Regions from separate parts of the Homo sapiens genome. Here all the other regions are linked to region 1. A link is a contact called in ENCODE Hi-C or POLR2A ChIA-PET data. All regions are on one chromosome and are shown on one strand. The core of a region is the stretch at or near the end of the contact, and the rest is flanking DNA. Distances in the headings are between cores, read along the strand shown. Region 1 holds the start of SNHG4 (small nucleolar RNA host gene 4). Region 2 holds the start of CDC25C (cell division cycle 25C). Region 3 holds the start of PURA (purine rich element binding protein A).

The links. A loop is a pair of places that touch in the nucleus more often than their neighbours do. ChIA-PET counts read pairs that join two places held with the same protein, here RNA polymerase II (POLR2A). Pooled maps may share reads with other maps.
Region 2: a loop to region 1 is called in a map of CD8-positive, alpha-beta T cell, with 11 times the contacts of the local background. The contact joins the promoter of CDC25C here to the promoter of SNHG4 in region 1. A Hi-C loop is called at or near these places in 2 of 168 maps with a recorded cell type or tissue (CD4-positive, alpha-beta T cell and CD8-positive, alpha-beta T cell), 8 of 37 single-sample maps with no recorded cell type and 7 of 50 pooled maps.
Region 3: a map of CD8-positive, alpha-beta T cell shows a loop between it and region 1 (5-fold over the local background). The contact joins the promoter of PURA here to the promoter of SNHG4 in region 1. A Hi-C loop is called at or near these places in 2 of 168 maps with a recorded cell type or tissue (CD8-positive, alpha-beta T cell and naive thymus-derived CD4-positive, alpha-beta T cell), 1 of 37 single-sample maps with no recorded cell type and 8 of 50 pooled maps. POLR2A ChIA-PET finds 5 or more read pairs at or near these places in 1 of 52 experiments (activated CD8-positive, alpha-beta memory T cell).

Annotation. Positions count from the first base shown.
Region 1 is chr5:139,271,742-139,275,860 of GRCh38, reverse strand. SNHG4 (small nucleolar RNA host gene 4) reads right to left here and starts at 1,760. Exons shown (of 7, transcript NR_182757.1): 1 at 1,700-1,760; 2 at 1,247-1,497. It overlaps LOC124901081 (a long non-coding RNA gene), which reads left to right. Exons shown (of 4, transcript XR_007058956.1): 4 at 2,207-2,794. It also overlaps a transcript of MATR3 not described here. RefSeq lists a silencer at 1,687-1,766 and an enhancer at 2,057-2,406.
Region 2 is chr5:138,329,687-138,333,805 of GRCh38, reverse strand. CDC25C (cell division cycle 25C) reads left to right here and starts at 2,002. Exons shown (of 14, transcript NM_001790.5): 1 at 2,002-2,211; 2 at 2,588-2,819. The coding sequence starts at 2,626. LOC100128966 (a long non-coding RNA gene) reads right to left here and starts at 1,701. Exons shown (of 4, transcript NR_146628.1): 1 at 1,621-1,701; 2 at 278-373. RefSeq lists a silencer at 1,680-1,939 and enhancers at 1,990-2,039, 2,050-2,179, 1,891-2,844.
Region 3 is chr5:140,111,655-140,115,773 of GRCh38, reverse strand. It overlaps PURA (purine rich element binding protein A), which reads right to left and starts at 1,665. Exons shown (of 1, transcript NM_005859.5): 1 at 1-1,665. The coding sequence starts at 1,592. The coding sequence ends at 624. RefSeq lists enhancers at 618-1,117, 498-1,135, 1,148-1,217 and silencers at 1,798-2,037, 2,408-2,487.

The DNA of each region.
Region 1 (4,119 bases), core at 511-3,010:
ACTGGGCGAGAAACCTCTCTATACCTCAGTCTCATTTGTAGAATGGAGGTATTATATTACAGGGTCTTTCTCTGCCACCCAGGCTGGAGTGCAGTGGCACAATCATGGCTCACTGCAGCCTCCACTTCCTGGGCTCAAGTGATTCTCCTACCTCAGCCTCCTGAGTAGCTGGGACTACAGGCGTGAGCGAGCACACCAAGCTGAATGGGGATATTACTAATAGTCCTCTGTAAATAGGGTGGTTGGGAGGCTTAAGTGAAATATAAGCTAATCCTCAGGATAATGTCTGGTATAGTGTGGGCACTCAGTAAACACCTGAGGAGCTACATTCCAAAAAAGGCTTAGATGGTGAATATGAGTGAGTAAAAAGGGAAAAGTTATCCAGTGAGAGAAACGGGCAGTGAACAGTGGGAACACTGGATAGAGGAGGGCCTCCAATACTTCCTGAAGGACAATAAAAACAGCACTTGGAAAAATAACTGCAGTATTGGATGTGAGGGGAATTGGAGGCAGTAGTCGTGCCAAGACCTCAACTACTGATTAAAAGCAATAACGAAAATGTTAGGCCGGGCGCGGTGGCTCACGCCTGTAATCCCAGCACTTTGGGAGGCTGAGGCTGGCGGATCACGAGTTCAGGAGATCGAGACCATACTGGCTAACACGGTGAAACCCCGTCTCTACTAAAAATACAAAAAAAAAAAAAAAAAAAAAAAAAAAATTAGCCGGGCGTGGTGGCGGGCACCTGTAGTCCCTGTTACTCGGGATGCTGAGGCAGGAGAATGGCATGAACCCAGGAGGCGGAGGTTGCAGTGAGCCGAGATCGCCCTACTGCACTCCAGCCTGGGCAACAGAGCAAGACTCCGTTAAAAAAAATAAAAATAACCAAAATGTTTGCACAAATGATAATAAATATTCCTACACAGTCACCATTTTTTTTTAGACGGAGTCTTGCTCTGTTACCAGGTTGGAATGCAGTGGTGCTATCTCGGCTCACTGCAATCTCTGCCTCCCGGGTTCAAGCGATTCTCCTGCCTCAGCCTCCCGACTTCAGGCGTGCGACACCACGCCCAGCTAAGTTTTGTATTTTTAGTAGAGACGGGGTTTCACCATGTTGGCCAGGATGGTCTTCTTCTCTTGACCTCGTCATCCGCCCGCCTCGGCCTCCCAAAGTGCTGAGATTACAGGCGTGAGCCACGCGCCCGGCCTCACAGTCACCATTATAATTTATGTAAGGCTAAGATCATACCTTTTTCCAGCCATCCCCAAATTTCACTCCTGACTTCCTCCAAATAATTTAGAGGAACAGGAAAATGAGTAGAGAGGGTTCATTGTTCGCTGGGTCTAAAAACAGATCTAAAAATAGCCTGCCCCTTTCAAGGCTCGGGTTAAAGGGGCTGACTCAGTTCCACCGGACATTTGTTCCTCACAAACCTTCCAAAGTCCCTGCCTCTGGCCCTGGGAGATCGAGGCTCTCGGAGTCAGGCTCTATGGGACTCCCTAGGGAGAAGAGGGAAGAGGGATGGTAGAAAAACAGGGGACGACTCCGAGGCCCAAGTCTCTTTCAGATGCCCTCCAAGCTCGGGATCACGAGGGGACGAACCCCAATTTCGTCCCGTGCCCCGGCAGAAGCCACCCTGCACTGCTTCTTTCCCCAGGCTGGGAAACCTCCAAGGACTCTCCCCTCTGGGTCCTTACTCACGCGCACGTGTTCGGAGCTCCGCAGGGCGCAGCAGCACCGGCAGAGGCCGGAGGGGAAAGGGCAGCCGGGAGCCGAGGGGAACCCCGCCCCGGGGCGGCTACTGGGCGTGGCTTCGGTGGGCGGGGCCCTTGACCCCGCCTAGGAAAGGCCGGGCTTTAAAAAAAAAAAAAAATGCGAGTGCGGTGGCAGAGGTGAACCTGCTTCTTAGAGGAGAGAAGGGCTGGGGTCTGAGCAATGGCTGGGTTTGTTGGACTCCCATCCCATCTCTTAAGGGTAGAAGGGGCGCATAGTTCGCAGCTGCTCAGGAGAGAATCTGTGTGTCCTAGTGGAGCCAGGCTTCCTGCCTGCCCACACTGAGCGCCCCCGGAACGCTGGTTCCGCTCACGAGCGTGGCGCCTTTCCGTTGCTGCAGGCCCAGCCCACGCTTTTGCGCTTCCCACGCATATCCTTTTTCTGGCTTTCTGCGGCAGCGCTGTCATTCGGCTAATGGATCGCTCACCCACGCAGGTCACCTTGGTCCACGGTCTTCGGGATCTTTCCAGGAGGTTTTCGAATAGATTAAGCCAGTCACTCCTACTGCTGACCTCTGCAGGACCGGCCTCCCTAGTGCCCTGCAGTGGGATTCTTCGCCGAGCTGCAGTAACTGAAGAACACTGGCTTTCTCTGCTAGACTTGCCCTGCACCATGGCACAGTCAGGCAGAGTCCTTGGTCAGGACAGACTGCCTGCAAGGCTACCAGGATTTCTTTGGAACACTAAAACTTCCCTCTCCCAGTGGCTAGAGTCCATATGATTCTGCTGGGGTCCAGAGTGGAAGGCCTACAAGCAGTGATTCCCAACTCCATTCTCTAATTCCCCCAAATTCCTTTCCGACACCCGCCCCCCAACAACAACAACCAATCCTGTAAGTTTTGCTGATCTCTTGCACCTGGCACCATTGCCAGGTGAACCCCTGGGAACCAAGCCACTGCCCTTGGCATCTGCCAACATGTTTCATTGTCTATTTCCTCAGCTCTTTCATAATGAAAAAGGTATGCTTCTTGTGCACCCCAACTCTTGCAGACCTCTCCTAAGAAAGCCCAGAGCCCCAGTTTGATTCCAGCAAGAGACCCTAGGCTGTAGGGCCAAAGAGCCACTGGAGGGGAAGTGGCAAGCTCAAATCCTCCCCAGTTTTGATGCAGTTGGACATAGGCTCTGGTTGGGAAAAGGCTTACATAAATACAGTAATTTAAAAAGTCACATGACCAGTGCTGGGCTGGTAGGCAGGAGCTCTGCTTTGCAGTTAAATAGGAATGTGGCTGAAGACTGCTGCCATAATCAATGCCCACATCCGGCTGTCACAGCGTGTTCATAAAGGAAGGTTATGAGAGCTATAAAACCAGGCAGATTGGGTGGGTAATTGTCCTACCGAGCTCTGCTAAAGGAGAAATTGCATTGGCATCTCATATATTTCGCTTTCTTTCCTTCCAAACACACAAAGTGGAGAGGGCAGAGCTACCCTGAAGATTCATGAAAAGGAAAGATAGGGTGTGTGTGTGTGTGTGTGTGTGTGTGTGTATGTGTGTGTGTGAATGTGCATGTGTGCTTTCAGAGAAGAGACAAGAAGTAACTGAGGACAGGGAGCTATGCAGACCTTTGGGGAGAGAGGGACCAATAATCTGGTGATGACTGGATTCAGATTAGTCCAGGTAGAAGGCAGGATTTATGTGGAAGGCCAGCCATTATAAATAAGGCTGTGAGGTAAGCCATATTTTCATGTCCTGTTGAACAAGTGGTCAACTTTTTGGGCTATAGGTCTTTCAATGACCTTTGGAGAAAAACCTAGATGAAGATTTTGTTTCCAACTTAAAAATCCTTCATAGTCAACCTTTTTGACTTCCATCCTTTTAAATTCTGAATTAATTTTGATGGGTTGATTTATGTTTTTTTTACCTGTAATATCAACTATTTTTCTACTTTTTTGTTTCTTCTTGCAAAGACAAAATTATTGAGAATAATAACAAAAAATAAAAGGGAACATTTCTAGAAAAAAAGATGCAGCTAGATGGAAAGCAAAGGACTAGGGGAAGTCCATTAGCTCTGAGTTTGACCTCATAACTTAAAGCTGACCTCAAGTGACACCAGGTCCCCAAGCTTCTTCCCTGCCTTTCTCTTTATCCTCCATCTCTCCTCTCATTCCTGCTTCCCTCCTTGATGCTTTCTGCCTCTAAGACTGCTCTTTTTCTTTCTCCCTGAACAGGGAGAAAAACCACCAGTAGAGAAATATCTAGTCATTTGTTCAGTTAGTCAGTCACTCAGTCAATCAACATTTACGAAACATCTATCATGTGCCAGACTCTGTTCAGATGCTGCAGATAAAGTCAGAACAATAGAGATTCCTGCCTGCCTAAAGCTTACAGTCTAGAGGAGAAGAATGACAAG
Region 2 (4,119 bases), core at 753-3,252, 940 kb after region 1:
CACCTGACATTGAACTAAAGCCACTTGGCTGACACCTTTGTTGTGACCACCCACAACTGCACTTACTTGAGGACCTGGTGCAGAAAGCACTGGTAGCCAGGTGTGCACTTGCCATAATCTATCTGCTTTTGCCACCAATAGAGAATAACTTTGTCTCTACTTCCCACCTGCAGGGAAGTATACAATTTCCCACAAAGTGTGATTATACTGTAGTCGTCAAAGCAGATAACAACTCATCCCACACTCCCTTAATCCCCAGCCTGATTTTCAAACTCACCTGGCATAGCAAGGTTCTGTGCTAACTCCTACACTCACTGTCTGTATCCTAGAGGACAAAGAATCTTCACACATCTCCTTTCTGGGGAAGCAGGTTCTGCAGATGAAAAGGGTATTAGGATAAAAACCAGCTGGCTACACTGTGCCTCTCAGCCACTACCACCACCAAGATCCTGACAACAGACACAAGTTGCATTTTGACTTTTGTTTCTCAAAGCATGATCTGCAAGCCGTCTGCATGGGTAGCACCTGGGGGCCTTGATAATGACCCCACTTTAGACCTATCGAATTATCGTTTTTGGAGCCTACATCTTAAAGAGCTTCCAAGGTTATTTTGAACATTTTTATTATGGAAATTTTCAAATATACATTGAAGTAAGAAGTATGGGGTAATACCTTACCACGCAAAGTATGGTCGTAGGACCAGCTACCTCACCATCAGCTGGGGGCTTGTTAGAAGGGCAGAATCTTGGGCCGCAACCGCAACCCAGACATCCCGAATCAGAATCTGCATTTAGCAGGTCCTCAGGTGGTTAGTGTGCAAATTAAACCTTGAGAAGCACAGATATGATGGACCCTCCTGCCCCCATCACTCAACAGTCAGGGTCAATCTTGTATCATCAATACCTTCCCCCAGCACAGGATTATTTAAAAGCAAATCCCTAACATTAGGAATGTCTTTTTGTTTGTTTCACTCTAATGCCCAGGCTGGAGTGCAGTGGCGCAACCTCTGTCTCCCGAGTTCAAGCAGTTCTCATGCCTCAGCCTCCCAAGTAGCTGGGATTACAGGTGTGTGCCACCACAACCGGCTAAATTTTGTATTTTTAGTAGAGACGGGGTTTCATCATGTTGGCCAGGCTGGTTTTGAACCCCTGACCTCATGTAATCTGCCCGCCTCGGCCTCCCAAAGTGCTGGGATTACAGGTGTGGGCCAACGCGTCCGGCCAATAATTTATAAATATCACCTCGTCAATGTTCAAATTTTCATTAATAACCAATCTTTGAGGTCCTCTGGATTGCGATAAGGATTATACCAAGATGATTTAATTCCTCCACTTTCCCTGCAACGGAATTTCTTTTTACCCACGTGAGCTAGAGTCTCTGAGATGCTGCACACTAAAAGAAACACCAAACAAAGCTCTTGGAAGGGGCTAATGCCTCTCAGCATAAACACACACACCCGTCTCGCCCCAACACTTGCCACGCCGGCAGCAAACGCTCCATCTCCCGTGGAAGGCCAGCAAAACTTAGAAGAAAACGTCCGCGAAAACGGCACGAGAAAGAAGCGAAGAAAATGAAACGCTTACAACACCCTCCACCCAAAATAATCTCTCCTAGTATTACCCTAGTGAATGGACATCACTAGTAAGGCGCGGTTTAAATCTCCCGGGGTTCGTGGGGCTGAGGGAACGAGGAAAACAGAAAGGGTGTGGAGATTGGTGAGAGGGAGAGCCAATGATGCGCCAGGCTCCCCGTGAGGCGGAGCTTACCCCGCAGCCTGCCTAACGCTGGTGGGCCAAACACTATCCTGCTCTGGCTATGGGGCGGGGCAAGTCTTACCATTTCCAGAGCAAGCACACGCCCCCAGGTGATCTGCGAGCCCAACGATAGGCCATGAGGCCCTGGGCGCGCGCGCGGAGATTGGCTGACGCAGCTTAGAGGCGAGCGGGGATAGGTTACTGGGCTGGCGGAAGGTTTGAATGGTCAACGCCTGCGGCTGTTGATATTCTTGCTCAGAGGCCGTAACTTTGGCCTTCTGCTCAGGGAAGACTCTGAGTCCGACGTTGGCCTACCCAGTCGGAAGGCAGAGCTGCAATCTAGTTAACTACCTCCTTTCCCCTAGATTTCCTTTCATTCTGCTCAAGTCTTCGCCTGTGTCCGATCCCTATCTACTTTCTCTCCTCTTGTAGGCAAGCCTCAGACTCCAGGCTTGAGGTAAGTCCGCAGCCGTCTCCGCCACGGAATCACGGAGACCCCATTGTCCCCCTTAGGGTCCAGTCGGGCCCCCACAGACAGAGGTTGGGAGGGCCGAATGGGGACTATCGCGAGTTACGAGACCCGGGTTCTTTCTAGTCAGGAGTCTCGAGCTGTGTGGCGTGGAACAAGTCAAAATCCTCTCTTCATTCCATCTTTAAGGTCCTAAGGTTGCCTCTCGTCGGTGAATTCAGGTTCTAACCTTAAGCCAGGCTGTGAATCACCCTTCGGGGTTGCCCCTCTTCCAGTGTTGATTCGCCTGGCTGGAAAGGGTGGAGGAGTTTAGGAAAGCTGAGGGAACTGTGATGTACCGATTTAGATGACGTTTTCCTCCTAGCTAGGTTTTGTTTTTCTCCTGGTGAGAATTCGAAGACCATGTCTACGGAACTCTTCTCATCCACAAGAGAGGAAGGAAGCTCTGGCTCAGGACCCAGTTTTAGGTCTAATCAAAGGAAAATGTTAAACCTGCTCCTGGAGAGAGACACTTCCTTTACCGTCTGTCCAGATGTCCCTAGAACTCCAGTGGGCAAATTTCTTGGTGATTCTGCAAACCTAAGCATTTTGTCTGGGTAAATATACTTTTATTTTTACACTGTATTGCCTTTGCTATTTCCAAACAGTTGGGTTTGTTTGTTGGTTTGTTTTCAATTATCCCGGCTCAAAGGTCAGGCTTTAAGTCTCAACTCTGCCCTTGACTGTGTAACCCTTTTGAGTCTCACCTTCTTTTCTGTGACAAGAAATAATCTCAGCCAGGCGAGGTGGCTCATGCCTGTAATCTCCGCACTTTGGGAGGCCAAGGAGGGCGGATCGCCTGAGTCTAGGAGTTCAAGACCAGCCTGGGCAACATGGCAAGACGCCGTCTCTACAAAAAATATTAAAAGTTAGCTGAGTGTGGTGGTGTGCACCTATAGTCCCAGCAACTCGGGAGGCTGAGGTGGGAGGATTGCTTGAGCCCGGGAGGTGGAGGCTGCAGTTAGCCAAGATCGCCTCACTGCACTTCAGCCTGGGAAACAGAGTGAGACTCTATCTCAAAAAGAAAAGAAAAGACAAAGAAATAATAATCGCTTCCTATCTTACTAGGATCTTGTGAGAATCAAATGATGTGATAACTGGGAAAAGTCTTTGAAAACCGCTGCATTACGAGTCGGTCACTTTATTAGTATTAATATTAGTGTTATTGCAGTTGTACTTTGAATTCTGATCATACCATGTCTCAACTAGCAAAGAGAAGTAGTACCTGAGAAAAACTAGGGACCCCAGGGAGAAATCAAGCCTGTGTTCATAGTGCTCAGGACCGGGAATGTGGAGTCAAGATCCCCCTCGGCCAATAAACTCTGGGCCTCATTTAAAAAAAAAAAAATTATCTGTTTCAGTATGTTGGTAAGGAGAAAATAAAGTACAGATTATGGTAGTGGGAGATTTTTCTCAGCCCAGTCTGATATATTTCCCAAAAGCAATTAGATTTATTTGGACACTGTTCAGATGATCTGATAGTCATTAAGGGGTGTTTCAAATGAACAGGCTTGGCCAGGCGTTGTGGCTCACACCTGTAATCCCAGCACTTTGGAAGGCCGAGGTGGGTGGATCACCTGAGGTTAGGAGTTTAAGACCAGCCTGGCTGACATGGTGAAGCCCCATCTCTACTACAAATACAAAAATTAGCTGGGCGTGGTGGCAGGCGCCTGTGATCCCAGCTATTTGGGAGGCTGAGGCAGGAGAATCGCTTGAACCCGGGAGGCGGAGGTTGCAGTGAGCCAAGATCGTGCCACTGCACTTGAGCTGGGGGGACAGAGCAAGACTCCACTGCAAAAAAAAAAAAAAAAAAAAAAGAAGAGGATGACATGATCTTTGACTTTTAAGGATATAATA
Region 3 (4,119 bases), core at 416-2,915, 840 kb before region 1:
CCTAGCCCTCATATATATACACATCTCTAATCACAGGTATATAGGGTGTCAAATATACTATAATAACCTCCATGTAAGGTTTGAAATTTGGTAACAAAATGAGAAAAACTAAAAATATTATTTTACGTGTTCTAAAATATCTCTTTTTTGTGCTAAAGTCAAATGTTAGCTCAACATGAAAAGGACTTTTATATAATTCAGCAATATTATAATCTTGACCATTTTGCAAACACTTTTTAATAATAATAGCTTAAACGTGTACAAAAGTTCTTGGTTAATTAGGGAAATAAACACTCAGTTCTTTATATTTTTTAATCAAGTAGGAAACACAGTTCATATAATGTTATTACTTTTTGTATTTTTTTTGTTTTTAGCAGCTGCTTACTGTTTTATATGGTGGATAAAGTGGACAACATCCAGCGATGGGTGGCAAGTCAAGAAGAGAAACTGTCAGTTGGTGGAGGTTCTGTGGGTGGTGCTCCCTTGGAGTTAACAGGTTTTTTTTTTTTTTTAACTTTTTAACTTTTTATTTTCTCTCTTTCTTTACAGTATATTTTCTGTGTGTGTGGCTGTGTGTGTGTGTGTATGCATGTGTGTGTGTGTGGGGGTTTCATTCAGTTTGATCAATCTTCTTCCCCTTCTTCCTCACCCTGCAGTAGCAGGGTGGCAGCGGCGGTCTCCTCCTGCTGCTGCTGTTGCTGCTGGTGAAGCTGCTCACAGGCAGCCCGCTTCTCCCTCTGCTTCTCTTGAATCTTCTTCATCTCCTCCGAGTACTTGCAGAAGGTGTGTCCGAACTTGGCCCACACCTTGTAGGGCACGGTGATGGAGTTGCGATAGGTGGGCTTCACCTCGCTCACTCGCATAAACACGCCGTACTTGTTGGAGCCCACATCGAAGAAGAAGCGCTTGTTGTCCACAGTCAAGGAGGTGCCCTCGGGCAGCTCGGCCGGCTCCTCCTCCACTCCGTAGTCGTCGATGAGCTTGGCCAGAGCGTCACGGAACTCGATGAGCCCCTGCGCGGGCAGCGCAATGGTCTGGCCCTGCGTGGAGCCCAGGCCAGGCCCCCGGTTGACCGTCTGGCGGATGCGCAGGAAGCGGCCGCGCTGGTTCTCCTTGAGATCCATGTAGTACTTGCGGTTCTCGCGCACCAGGAACTCGCTTTTGAGCGCCCGGCGCGGCTCGTCCTGCGCCTGGGCCAGGTCCGGCGGCTGGCTGGGGCCCAGCTGCGCGTAGTGCTCGATGAAGTCGCCCAGGTAGTCGCGGAACTCCACGGCCACTGACATGGAGAGAGTAAGGCGGCTCTTGTTGCCGCCCGCGCCCACCTCGGCGATCTTCAGGAAGCGGCCCTTGGCGTTCTGCTTCACGTCCAGGTAGAAGCGCTTGTTCTGGATGTCCACCCGCTTGGAGGCCAGCTCCTGCGTCTCGTGCTGCAGCCCCCCTGGGGCCCCGCCGCCGCCGCCGCCACTGCCGCCGCCGCCCCCGCCGCCACCACCGCCCCCGCCGGAGCCTGAGCCCGAGCCGGGGTGCCCCAGGGAGCCGCCCGAACCCAGCGCCGCACCACCCTGCTCGCTGCCGCTGTCTCGGTCCGCCATGATGCTGCGCTCCGCTGCCGCGCCGCCGCCGCCTGCCGCTCCGCCCGCCGCCTCAGTCGCCTCAGCCGCCGCTGCTTTCCCTCCCCGGCTCCGCCTGCTGCCGCCGCAACCCCCACAGCCAGTCAGCCACTCTCGCGAGATCTGCGGGAGAGACGAGACAGACGAGACCCGGTAACAGGGCACTGACTCCCCAGTACAGTAGCAGGGCGCCCTACTGTACGCGCCCACCCGCCCGCCGGCACGTGACCTGCGCCCCCTCCCCGCTGCCAGCCCCCCGTCCGCCCGCCCGCCAGGCGGCGCCCACCCACCGGCCCTCACCCTACAACCCTGGCTGGGTGGGGGAGAGGGAGCAGGACGCGCAGCGTCGCAGCTGCTGCTGCCGCTGCTGCCGCCACCACTGCTACCACCACCACCACCACCACCACCACCGTGGCTGTCGCTGTTGGGCAGACCCTAGGCGGCCTCGGCCTGGGGAGTTAGGGGACTAGGGGTGAGAAGGAGTCTGCCATACTAAGCACAGAGAGTGGGCCTAAGCTCTGCTTTCCAGTGACCCCCCAAAGAGGATGTAGGAGGAGGGGCCTGCGCGGCGCAGCAGAGCCCCCTGCAAAGAGGGGACACCGAGTCACGGCCACCCCCTCTCATGCGGGCCTCAGCAAGACCCAAACCCAAACCTAGACAGGCCCACCCGCCACCCGGCTGGGTTGTCTCCTACCGCAGAGCCTTGGCCGCTGAGGCAGGCAAAGAAGAGAGGTGGTGCGGTGGTAACCCTTAGCTGCAGAGGGGGCTGCTGGGGATGAGGTCGGGGCGCCGGCAGCAGTGGCGTGGAGCAGCAGACACCTAGCCTGTCCCTCCCCTCTCTCTCCCGCCGCTCCCCCTCCCCGCACACACGGCAGTGGCTCTGGCCTCAGATGATCCCGCTCCCCCCTCCCCCCAACCGCAGCCCCGCACAGTCGGGCGGGCGGGCGCACTCACCGATGGGGGGAGCCGAGCAGAGGACAGTAGACGCACCAGGGCTAGGGTGCCCGCAGTGACTGTTCCCGTCGACTCTGCCCTTCCCCACATGCAACAATCAAAAAGAAACTCCACACTCACCCAAAAACCTGCAGCCAGTCCCCCTTGGGACCACGACTGACTGCCTGCCCGCCCGCCTCCCCCTCCTCCTTCTGAGATTTGGGGAAGGGGGGCACCCTGCTCAGGGCTGAGCCCAGCCTGAGTTGCTGGCCAGCTCTGCGGATGAACCAGGCCCTGTGAGCATTCAGACCCTAGCCCACTCTTCTTCCTTTCTGGAAGGACCCAGAATGGAGGAGAAAACCAAGCAGGCTTTCGGAAATTCATGAGCTAAAAATGTCAGGAATTTCCTGGGAAACGCAGTTCCTTACGGGATTCATTAAAGCAGGTTCGCTTGCCCCTTTTACTCTTCCCAGAAACTTGTGTCAAGGAGAGATCCCACTCCCAAAAGTAACATATTAAGTGGTCGCTGGTTTTTATGCAGACAGCTAAGTTGCTGACCATTAATTAACCAGTGAGTCTTTGGACGGTGATAGCTAAAAAGGATCTTCTCTGGTATTAGGGGCTCAGGAGTAGAGGAGCTCAGAGATACCTGATTTCTCTTTTACTAGACCTGACGTATAACCTAGGGCTTATTTCCAGATAGGTATTGAGTGCTTGTACTCTCTCACTGCAGTCTGCAGCCCTGGCACTCTGGGGAAAGCTAAGGCCTATCTCCAGGGGACCCCCCCCTGCCAATGCGCCCACTCTCTCCCCCATCACCTTCTACAGGCAGCTGAGAGACACAGATCACACAGCTCTGCCCCTGGCTTTCTCAAGCACAGATCGTTGCCTCTATCCTGAGAAAAGTATACCTATTCCATTTGTGGGTTCTATTCCCATTGAGCATCTCCCGCTTCCCCCAAAAGTAAGGAGACTTGCCTCCCTCACTCTTAGCCCGAGGGACAACTGGGAATATGATTGCCCAGCTTCCTAGAAAAGAGTGGACTAACGATCAAGAAACCAAGAGCAGGCTAGGGAATAAGCCTTGCTGATTCCTGAACCCTCAAAGCCCCCCTTACCATATCTCTTCACCTCCTGAACAAACTTGCCTGCTAGGTATTCACAGCTTCCTTTTTCTCTTAGAAAGAGCCCCATTCTACTCAGCATTAGCTACTTCAGCCCTGGGCTGAAGTTTGCGACTTCCTACTGAAAAGAAACAAGAAGCACCTGGCCACCAAGGAGCAAACAGGCGCTGTCCTGTGCACCCGTCTCAGAACCACCCACCTATGTCCAGTGGTCCCTGAAATGGCTCTCTGAAGGGAAGGCTCCACACCAAGAGATAAAAACCCAGACTTTGGGCCCCATAAAGAACTTCCCCTTATTTGGGAGGCAACCTCTAGTACCCTGTAGTACTCTTTCCGTGTTGATTTTTTCTGCACTCCTTCCCCTGTCCCAAAGTCTATTGAGAAGGGGACACAGGAACTTTTGAAGCACTTTGAACTGCACAGAAATACACGTGTGAAGAAGCAGTAACTCC